2 separate regions of the Homo sapiens genome follow, and region 2 is linked to region 1. The links are chromatin contacts, found by Hi-C or POLR2A ChIA-PET in ENCODE. All regions are on one chromosome and are shown on one strand. Each heading gives the region's core, a stretch centred on a gene start or an enhancer-like site at or near the end of the contact. The rest is flanking DNA. Distances are from core to core; before and after follow the strand shown.

What was found. A loop is a pair of places that touch in the nucleus more often than their neighbours do. ChIA-PET counts read pairs that join two places held with the same protein, here RNA polymerase II (POLR2A). Pooled maps may share reads with other maps.
Region 2: a pooled map shows a loop between it and region 1 (4-fold over the local background). The contact joins the enhancer-like site here to the promoter of ACVR2B in region 1. A Hi-C loop is called at or near these places in 2 of 168 maps with a recorded cell type or tissue (PC-3 and transverse colon) and 4 of 50 pooled maps. POLR2A ChIA-PET finds 5 or more read pairs at or near these places in 1 of 52 experiments (activated T-cell).

Annotation. Positions count from the first base shown.
Region 1 is chr3:38,451,246-38,456,834 of GRCh38, reverse strand. ACVR2B (activin A receptor type 2B) reads right to left here and starts at 2,945. Exons shown (of 11, transcript NM_001106.4): 1 at 2,461-2,945. The coding sequence starts at 2,512. ACVR2B-AS1 (ACVR2B antisense RNA 1) reads left to right here and starts at 2,015. Exons shown (of 2, transcript NR_028389.1): 1 at 2,015-2,332; 2 at 3,610-5,589. It also overlaps a transcript of XYLB not described here. RefSeq lists silencers at 1,276-1,455, 2,266-2,545, 2,966-3,085, 3,096-3,145 and enhancers at 1,091-1,675, 1,676-2,259, 2,864-3,363.
Region 2 is chr3:38,518,449-38,524,037 of GRCh38, reverse strand. EXOG (exo/endonuclease G) reads right to left here. Exons shown (of 6, transcript NM_005107.4): 6 at 1-137. Among named protein-coding and RNA genes, the nearest start is that of EXOG, 25 kb to the right of the region's middle. Within about 2 kb of position 2,459, at least 2 of the 41 ENCODE cell types and tissues checked have a DNase peak (open chromatin) inside an H3K27ac peak, as active enhancers do.

The sequences.
Region 1 (5,589 bases), core at 1,696-4,195:
TGGTATTTGGAGACGGGACCTTTGGGAGGTAGTGAGGGTTAGATTAAGTCATGAGGGTGGGGCCATCAGGTAATGAGAACAGGATTCACAGTCTTACAAAAAGAGGAAAACACCCCCTTGCCCCACCCCACCCCTGTCATTTGAGAATGCAGTAAGAAGGCAGATATCTGCAAGCCAGGAAGAGGGTCCTCACCAGAACCCAACCATGCCAGCACCCTGCACCCTGGGCTCAGACTTAGAGCTTCCAGAACTTTGACAATATAAATTTCTGCTGTTTAAGCCACCAGTCTACAGTATTTTGTTATGGCAGCCCCAGCTAAGACACAGCTGTTTCTTCTTCCTTTTATTAACACGACTACTAGAAAACGTTGTTTTATATCTATCCATAGTTCATACACTATTTCTGTCACACAGCACTCTTCTAGATGTTCCTTCTAGCAGGCATTGTGTGCTGCACAGTATGGGGGTTATTCCAAACAGCAAGCCAGGAGCTTGAAATTAAAGGGCATCCCTGAAGCCAAAGCAACAGGACGGTCAGGTCTGCTCCAAACTGGGCCTGGGGCAGCTCTTTTCACAGTTCTCCACAGGTCAGGGACTGGTTGATGTGACTACAAGAAATACCCAGTGACCCCCACCTTCCTCCCAGGGCAGGAATACAGGTCCTTATAGTGTGACTCTGACTGCCCCCTGGCAGGGTACACTGCTCAGCACTGCCCAAGCTAGGTGACTGAAGCAGAGGAAAAAGAAAGGACATACAGTCCTTCCAGGGGTCTGATGCCGCCCTGCCCTGCCTAAGGAGGGAGGTGTGAGACTGGTGTGATCCCCAGATCCCAGGTCTCAAGCTGTCCTGTCTTGGGAGGAAGCTCTCCTAAAGGCCTGGGCTTGGAAGAGCCCCAGCACTTCCAGGGATCAGGCACCCAGCGGGTCTGGAGGCAGTCAGGTGGGCTGCGGTCTGCCTATCAAGTCAGCTTGCTGCCGCCCTCCCTCTAGCAGACCAATGCCTCCCCTTTCACTTTCGAGCACTCCTTCTTGGGGAAAAGGCATCCCAAGGGAGCGGGGCAAAAAAGAGCAGAAAGTCCAACACGACCACCACTTCGCCTCCAAGAAGCGGCTCCAGGAGAGCTGCAACGCCCTCTTCCATACGGTACTCAGGTGCCAGCTGGTCTTTGCCCTTCGGTTTCCGGACTCAGGCTGCGCGCGCGCGCGCTACTACCCTACAGAACTCACTCGCTTTCGGTGTAAACTAAGCCTCACGACGACGCACAGGAGAAGGTAGAACCAGGGTGGGAATGGGACGCAGATCCCAAATCCCCACCCCCGCAGCAGCGTGGGGACTCCGGCCCCGCCCCTGCACGCCCGGCCCCGCCCCTCGAGGGTTTCCCAGACTCCAGGCGGCTGCCACCGAGGGCGGCGGGGGACCCGCGCTGCATGTGTAATGGGGGCTGGGAACAAAGACGCGCAGGACCCGGCGGCCGGGTACCAGCCGCCCCGACCTTCTCGCCAGAGCTTCAATGCCCAGCTCCCCACGTTTCCCAGGACTGGCCAGGGGACGTCCCGGCGCGCCCGCCGGGGTTAGGCGCACCCCGGCACCACTGAGAGAGGGAAATCGGTGCTTGGACCGTAGGAGAAACAAGCTTTCCAGGCGGAACTCCGCTTGTTTACGCCCGCGCCCACATACCCCCAAACACACATGCGCTGGCCGAACACCTCCAGCCACACGCCCGCAGCCGCGGGCGAGCTGAGCGCTGGTCACCCACCCCGCCACGTGCCTCCTGGAGGCCCGAAGGAAGAGGGACCTGTTGGGTTTTCCATCTTACCCACCCCCTCCCCTCCCAAGTGCCCAAACAAAGCGGTCCCGCGAAGCGACCACACTCCGCATCCCGGGGCCAACGGCAGGGAAAGAGGGAGCAGGTGGGAGCCAGCACCAACAGCCCGCCGGGCCGGTAACGCGACGCAGACTGGTGGCAAGAGATGCAGGGGACTTTGGGCTGCGTGAAGCCGCCCCCTTCGCTTCGCTACACTTAGTGACTCTGAGGGACATGCAACCCTCCCCGCATGCTGCTGCTGCTGCTGCACCTACAATCCTGCCACCCCCAATGAGATCTGCCCACCCCTCTTGGCCGCCTTCCCCACGCTCAGGTTTTCCTCACTCTTTCCCTGGGTTCCACGCGCCCGCGTAGCCCGAACTCCGACCCTGAGGCTCCGCGTCCCGGCCCCCATCGCAGGGGCGCCTCTAGGAACCAGAATCCCGCAGATGACTGCACAGACAAGATCGTGCCCCCAAGTTCGGCGAGCCGGGCGCCCACCGCGCCCCCAGCCCACGCCCCCGGAGGTGAGGGCTGAATACAGGTGGTGCGGCGACGAGGCCCCGGGCCCGCCCTTTGTTGGTAAACACCGCGCGGCGCCAGAGGCCAGCCCCGCGCGCCCTCTCGGCGTCCCCGCGCCGCGCCCAGTTCTTACCGGCGCACAGCGATCCCCAGAGGAGGGCGAGGGCCACCCAGGGCGCCGTCATGTTCCGCGGCGCCGCCCCGCGCACACCCGGAGCCCGCGGGCAGGGCCGCACGGCGCTCCCGGGGCGCGCAGGGCCAGGCGGCGGCTGCGCTCTCCTTCCCGCTCCTTCCTTCGGTCTCGTTCCCTGCGCGCTTCCTGCGCCTTCGTCCCCGAGCAGCGTTCGGGCTCCAAGGGCCGGTCGGCGGGGCCGGGCTCAGGGCCGCTGCGGGCGGCGCAGGCTGCGGCCCGGGCTCCGGGGCGACGCGGGGGCCGGGGGGCGGCGGCGGGGCACGGGCCGGGGCGCGCCCGACTCAGGCATAGCGCGGCGGGGCTGGGCCCGGGCCCCGGGCGCAGGGGCCGAGTCCGGAGGGGCCATGAACGGGGGGAGGGGTGGGGGGGAGGGGAGCTGAACCGAGTCCAAAATGGCTCCTGAGCGGCGGCCACGGAGCCGAGCCAGCGGGGAAACCCGGATGTTGGATACAAAGAGGCGGGCGGGCTGGGCGGGGAGGGGGAGGGGAGGCGGGCCCTCCGGCCGCGTGGTCCGCGCCCCCCTGAGGGGCGGGGCCCCAGAGAAACAACAACACGGAGGCCCCGCCCCCATCCCGCGCCCTGTGGGAGGACGCGCGTGCACCAACTTGCTGGAGGACAGGGCGGGGCGCGCGGACGGAGGTGGCGGGAATGGGCTCCTGACCACTTTGCCCGGGAGCCTGTGGCCACTGCACTCGCAATTAGTGCCCCGCACGCTCGAGCCCAAGCTCCTGACACATGCTGCCCTACAACCCCGGAATGAGTGGATAGTCCCGGGACTCTGGCCCAGACGCCTCTGTGCCTTGGATTCCCCACCTGTGCAATGGGGGTGACAGTGAACCGTGGGAAAGTCGGATCTCTACTGATGGGCGAATTAAGTGGCAGAAAGAGGCTGACTTCCCTGAATTGACAAGCAGTCTCCCGTCTGCAATCCCTTGCCACACACTCAAAGGCACAGCTAGGGCGGGGAGTGGTCATTTAAACCCAACCAAGTGAGGGAGCGGGCAGAGTCCCGCCCCTCTAAGCCCAGCAGGTGGAAAAGGGCCTCTGGCAACCTGCTGGCCCTCCCTAATCCTATCTTGTCTTCTGCAGTTCCTGCGCCACCCACAGCGGCCCTGAGCTTCAATCTGCACTTTCAAAACTTCCCAGTTGCCTCCAGAGCCCTGCAGTTGAAGATCTTGTCTAGCACATGGTTTTGCTGTTTTCCTCACCCCGAACTCCCTCCTTGGAGGGCCATCGTTCTCTGTCTCAGATTCCACCCTCCTTATCACACAACTAGAGCTTCGGAGGAACGTGATGGGGCTCCCAACTAAGGAGGGAAAGACCATCATAGCTCAGGGATGAGGCTCCGAGATCCTCAGATAACATTAATTGTCCTCTGTCTTCTCTTGACTTGGCACATCCTTGCTTGGAGCAGGGCAGGAGCAGCTGAAAGGGAGGTGGCACCTGGAGGTCTCAGTCATTTCACTTCTCTGAGCCTCAGTTTTCCCATATGCAAAGTGAAGAGGTACACTCCCTCAGGGTTTTGCATCTTCTTAATGGCAGAAACCTAGTCAAACAAAATATTATGTAAATGTTCACTATAGGCAGGGCGAGGTGGCTCAAACCTGTAATTCCAGCACTTTTAGAGGCCCAGGAGGCTCTTGAGGTCAGGAGTTCGAGACCAGCCTGACCAACATGGCAAAAACCTGTCTCTACTAAATAATACAAAAATTAGCTGGGCATGGTGACACACACCTGTAATTCCAACTACTCGGTAGGAGGCTGAGGCAGGAGAATCGCTTGAACACAGGAGGGAGGCGGAGGTTGCAGTGAGCTGAGATTGCACCACTGCACTCCATCCTAGGTGACAGAGTGAGACTCTCTCTCAAAAAAAAAACAAGTTTATAAAGGAATGTATATTGTTCTGATTGACATTGAAATAGGGTCAACTACCCCCGGTCACCAGAGCAGCAGGAACACCTCAGGGGCCACACTTTGGAGGCACTGCCCAGAAAGATTTCTGGGTCTTTAAAAGTCCCTTCCAGTCCTGGGAAATTCTATGTGAAAATGATGGTCCCTGCTTGCTATAATCCCTACAGGTGACTTATTATCTAAGCCATTTAACACAGGATTGAATACTATGCGACTGTGTGCCAAGCAAGAAGCAGTGTTGTATGGGACACCCTAGCTGTGTATAAGGTATCTGGTAATAACACAGGAGGCCACAGTGATAGACTGTGATAACGGAAGTAATTCCATATCCAGTTTAAGTGTCTTTTCTAGGGAGTATAAATCGTTATCTCCATTCCAATATGGACTGAAAGGTATCGACTTTTATCCATGTGCCAAAAATTAGATTGGCTGGTTCCTCTCTTCTACTCCATACCAGGTCAGGTATCATAATAAGGACTCAGAGTGGTCCAAGCTGCCCAAATATCTGTGTCTTCCACTCTGACCTGTCTGGGAACCCCAAATTTATATCCAACTGCTTACTTGACAACTGCAGTTGGTAGCCTATCAGGCATCTCAAATTTGACCTAGCCAAAGCAGAAGTCCTCATTTTCCCCGTAAATCTCCTCCCCAGTTTTCCCTGTCTGAATCAATGGCATAAGCAACTACACCATTGCTCAAATCAGAACCTTATGAGTCCTACTGAAACCAGCCAAAGAGTCCCATAGACAGTTGTTTTTGTTTTTGTTTTTGTTTTTGTTTTTGAGACAGAGTTTGGCTCTTATTGCCCTCACTGGAGTGCAGTGGCACGATCTCGGCTCACTGCGACCTCCACCTCCTGAGTTCAAGTGATTCTCCTGCCGCAGCCTCCCAAGTAGCTGGAATTACAGGCACGCCACCATGCCCAGCTAAGTTTTGTATTTTTAGTAGATACAGGGTTTCATCATGTTGGCCAGGCTGGTCTTGAACTCCCAACTTCAGGTGACCTGCCTGCCTCAGCCTCCCAAAGTGCTGGGATTATAGAAGTTGACCCTTTTGCAGTTAAAGCTGGAAACTTACTTGTTTTATCCGAGTTCCTTCCTCAGGAAAGGACCTTCAGGCCTCTCACAAAAAGTATCAAAGAACTGAAGCCATAAAAAG
Region 2 (5,589 bases), core at 1,210-3,709, 68 kb before region 1:
TGGGGCTGGAAGCCGATGGCTTCATTGGGTACCACAAAGGCCCCTAGCGCCAGTGGTTCGGTAGATACTGAGCTTCTGCGGGCCAGGATTACCTTATAAAGGTGTGAGGGGACTGCCACGTTGTCCTCGCCAATCACCTAAAAACAAAGCAGCCATATTAGTGATGCCAATTTGTGCTAACAGTTCGCAAATTTTTTCTGAAAAATACTTATTTAATGCATTGCTGAAATGTACTTATAAGCCATCCCACTCTGTTCTAATGAATTTAAATTCAACTGCCAAAAATAATAAACTGACTCAGAGATTCACATACAAGAAGAGTATTTAACAGGTCAATTCTGATCACATTCTTTAAAATAATATAACCCCAGGTGAGGCACGGTGGCTCATACCTGTAATCCCAGCACTTTGGGACGCCAAGGCGGGCAGATCACTTGAGGTCAGGAGTTCAAGACCAGCCTGGCCAACATGGTGAAACCCCATCTCTACTAAAAAAAAATACAAAAATTAGCTGGGTGTGGTGGCAGGCGCCTGTAATCCCAGCTACTTGGGAGGCTGAAGCAGAAGAATTGCTTGAACCCAGGAGGCAGAGGGTGCAGTGAGCCGAGATTGCACCACTGCACTCCAGCCTGGCCGACAGAGCAAGACTCCACCTCAAAAAATAAAAATAAAATAATGCCAACCCAAAGATCAGGGGTCACAGTCTCTGTTCTGTTTGTAGGACAAAGGACAAAGGAATGCCATGAGTGAGTCCTGGTTTTTTAATAGACAAGAAAAGCTGTCATTTTCTCTTCATCTCATAATCAGAACTTCTGGTGCTCCAAACATTCAAAGGTCAAAACTGCAGGCTTGGGTACTCCCAGCTCTAGAAATAAAAACATGGCCTTAGTTTATGAAATTCACTAGGGAACTAAACAGATAGCCCTTAGAGAAGCAGCCAGGTGTCAAGTCAACATTACCATCTCCAGGATCACTTCAATTAGGGCTAATTTTTAAAATTAAATTACATAAATGTAAATGCTGTTTGCTCTGAGTTTTGCACATCCTTGGGCTTGTGATCAAAGAACTTCTAAATATGTTGTCATATCAAACATTTTGGAAAGGTATCCACACAATGAAGAAGCCAGAGCCAGGGTCAGGCCTAGAAAACATAAATTAGTTGTGTGGTTTGGCTGAAATTAATGAAATAACATTATTACTAAACCTTTTCAAATTTCCTTCCAATTGGCATCTGGGCCAGGTGTGGTGGCTCATGCCTGTAATCCCAGCACTTTGGGAGGCCAAGGCAGGCAGATCTCCTGAGGTTGGGAGTTTGAGACCAGCCTGACCAACATGGAGAAACCCCATCTCTACTAAAAATACAAAATTAGCTGGGCGTGGTGGCGCATGCCTGTAATCCCTGCTACTCGGGAGGCTGAGGCAAAAGAATCACTTGAACCCGGGAGGTGGAGGTTGCAGTTAGCCGAGATTGTGACACTACACTCCAGCCTGGGCAACAAGAGCGAAACTCCATCTCAAAACAAAACAAAACAAAACAAAAAGGCTTTTTTGAAAAAGAAAATACTCAACATCTATTTACTTAATGGTCCCCAATAACTGACATAATCCAACTAAAACATGCTCATTGGTATTACTGCCCCTCCCGGGCCCTTCCCTGGTAAGAGTCAGTTTTCTTTCCTGATCAGACAGCTCTGCCTGCAGCAAGATTCCTTCTTGTGAGCCCAAATAAGACAGAGACACGACAGCTACAAAGGAGGTTTCTTTTCTGCTTTTTTCAAGCTCCTACCTACATGGCACACAGCCTGGGAACTCCATGGCCATCTGCTGTCTGTCACACATGAAGGTCCCACTGCCAAGACCAATTGCAGAGCTTCAGGGAAGACCCGTGCACGGGAATGATTTCCATAACCAACTGTCTTCGAAGTTACTGAAAGTGGTTGGTCGGGGTGTGGTGTAAAGTCTATGAAACTATGTACTACAAACATAAAATCCCCATTTCACCCCAAAAATTCATTTATGCAGCTGGGAAGATAAACATACTCTTCAAAGCCAAAAATATACTGAGGGAGAACCCTATGGAAGTCCACAATTAACTCACAAATAACCAAAAGATGTTAATTCAACAATGCAACTCAGAGGTCCTGTGCCTGGCATTGCTGGAAATACAGAAAAGAATATGCTTTAAAGTATATGCAGCTGGTGCCTCCACTCAAGAAACTTACCACCTAGAGTGGGAACCAAGACCTTCAGCTTTCACTACAGGTAGAATGTGGTTAGGTACCAATACAAAGCCCAAATAACAGCACGAAGGGGATTCAGGGGAAGCTGGGGACCAGAACTGAGGGCACAGATGCAGCTGAGCCATAGTTTGCAAAGAGGGAGAAGGTGAAAGGGGCTTCAAGTATTCCAGGTGCTAGCTAGGAATCCAGCAGTTAAACAAAGTCTTTGCGCCACCTTGTGGACATTCCCCATCACTGCAGTACAGTTCAAGAACATTCACTTGATTTTCTCTCCTCATGGACTCCTTGTCTACAAACAAACGGCAATTTTCAAATATAATTAACATGCCCATTGCTGCCATGCAGAGCTAATCAGGCTCGTAAAATTCCAGCCAAAAGTAAAGACGTTGGACATTTTCAGTTCTACAGCTTTACTTTATGCAAATGTACCATTTCTATAGGTGTTTAAAAACTCTTACAATTGCTAAAGGACCTCGATTCTACTTTTGAGAAACCTCATGGAAACAGAAATTCCTATTAGGAATCACAGGTGTGATCCTTCTACCCATGACCTTCTCACACTATTTCAAGGGGGTAAAATACTATCCCTAGAACTAAGGAGAAAAATAAAAACTTAGCCACTCACTAATCTCTTTTCTGATTCAGTCTGCTTTGTTCTTAGGAAGCAAACATCTTTAATCTGTCTAATATAGGGACAGGTCCTAGTTGGGTATTCAGAAAAACACACCGTTTCTTCCTTGAATTTAAGACAATTTTTTAAAACAACATCAATCGTAAAATATTTTAGAGCTGTCTCTTTAAAGACAACTCAATCTACATAATAAATTTTTCCTACTTTTGGAAAAATTGGGAGACTTCCAGAAATGTTTCTAAACACTACTAGAGGTTTGGTGGACTGGAAGCCCAGAGACCTGGTCAAACCTGGCTTTGCCACTAAGCTGCAAGTCGCGTCCACCCATTTCTTGTTTCTTCATTTACAAAATACGTAACAGCCATCCCCGTGGGTGGATTGCTATTTTGTATTTTATAAATGCCTCTCTCATAGAATTGTTATGAAGATACAATGACATGTTAGTTAAAAATTTTTCAAAATCTACAAGATCTATGTAAAAAGCTATTTTGTAGTGGACATCATTCAAAAGATACAACGGCATTTGGTACAAAAGATGGTTTTACAGAGGGATGGGGGCGGGGGAAACGTATAATCAAGCAAGATTAGACTAGTTACAGGTCAGCAATGGGGTTTCAGGAGGAGAAAGCAACTTGGGCACAAATGATGTCTGTAACAAAGGACTCAAAGGCTTAACATAAACCAAGTCTAGTTAATCAGTGAGTCAGCAAACAACCCTTTTCATGTAAGATTTAGGTATAAAAATATTTTGCAAAGGAAACCCTTGCTGCTATTAAATTCCCAAGAAGCACTGAACTCTACTCAAGACTGTAGCAAAAATTGGAAGTCAACTGGGAGTTAACTAGAAAATACAATACATAAGCTGGCACTCATTCGCAACCTGAAGCTAGTTTTCTTATATACTGGCCTGAGCTTGTTTCCTTCCATCCAAGAGACAGAAATGACAATTTGCCACCACCACCTGTGCCACCCAGACCCAGAAGAGACCCAAAACAAACAATACCCATATTAAGCCTGCCATTTGTAAGGTCATACATACTGTAAATGTGCCTCCAATAAAATATTAAGCAGCATCAAGAGGAAAAAATATGTACCTGCTAGAATTAGATAGATATATTTGGTTACATTCCCCTGGTAAGACAAAAAAAGAAACTCCAAAAATAAAACTAGAGGGACAGATCAAGAGACCACGCCCTTAAAAAGTCATGCCGATCAAGTGAAAGAAAGAAACCATGGGAGTTTGATAAACAGGAAATCCGAACCTGAGGGGGGGAAGGAACATGAAAAGTGAGGGAGTCACAAAGTGTGGTAAAGTCAACAAGAATGTGGTCGCCCCCTGTGTTATCTATAGAGCCTCAGCAGATGCTTTTGTGGCAGCACAAACCCTGGAAGACGGTACTTCTCACACTGGGGTACCTGTTCCAGGCCAAAGGGTAGCAGCCTACTAAGTCACAGTAAAACAAGCACCCTCTTTCTAGGCTGTCAATGGTACTTGAAAATTTAGGGTGAGGGTAGGGAGACAACCAGTAAAATAATTTAACTTTCATTAAAACAAATAGATATGGAAATGAACAAAAGCTTTCCCTAAATATAAAGCAAGAGACTTAAAAAAAAATATTACTCCCATATCACTTCAAATGATGTCTCAAGACTCCTGAGGGCATTTTCAATTTCCTCCCCTTTAGGGTTAGTATAATGGAAGTTTGCAAAGTGCTGTTATAAAAGAACACAGATTGTTAAATATTTCTAACATTACCACCATCACTGAGTTCTAAAATCTGAAGCTCACTTTCTTGTCAGACCATTTATAATGTCCAAACCAGAATCTTCAGGTATGTTTCACTTGTCTGGAATCAACCTCTTCTTGAAACAGGAACATCAGAGAAAGCACAGGGATGACCTCAGCTATATAATAAAGGGGGTGATTCTGATTAGAACTGTCAGATGACTCACTTCTGATAAAATCACTGCTACGAATCTTCCCTTAGGCTCATATTCACTCAAGTTCTATGATGATGTGATCCTTTCCTACATATTCTAACAGACATTTCTGCCTGGCTATAAGGAATCCTCCTCTTGGCCCATTTTCTGTTATTTTTGCATGCTAGCAAGTATCACTTGTAACTCCTCTCTCCATCCACACCATCTTTTATTATCTGCTAACCTTAAGCTTTTGTATATGAACAGCACAGCAATTCATTTACTATAAACTTGAGCGCTTCAAAGAGTAACACTGTGAATGACTGGCAATTGTCAGACAGACCCATGTTTGGATACCCTCTTTGACAATTATAAGCTATATGCCTGAGACTTGATCCTTAAAGCCTTGATTTTCTTGTCTATAAAAGAAAATGGTCACTACTTTTTTTGTAAGGGTGTAGTGAAGATTGAATGAGATGCATATATAAAGCTACTTACATACTGCCTGGTATACCTGGCCCTCAAGAAATGCCAGTTCATTTGCTTTACTTCCCCCAAAGTAAAAACACATATATGCTTCATTGCCTGGACAGAAAACTAAATAAACCCTTTTATTGGGTACAACTTCCTAAAATAAGGTTCAGAGTATAGTTGTAAGCAAGCAGTAAATATTAAATGGCTAGATCTGAGAAAACAAAACACTTTCCAAGCACTCTGAATTGCCGTACGTAATTGCAAGACATTGCCTTGAAAGTGGGAATTCATGATTCAAATTATTCGTTGCTTGAGAGAAACAGA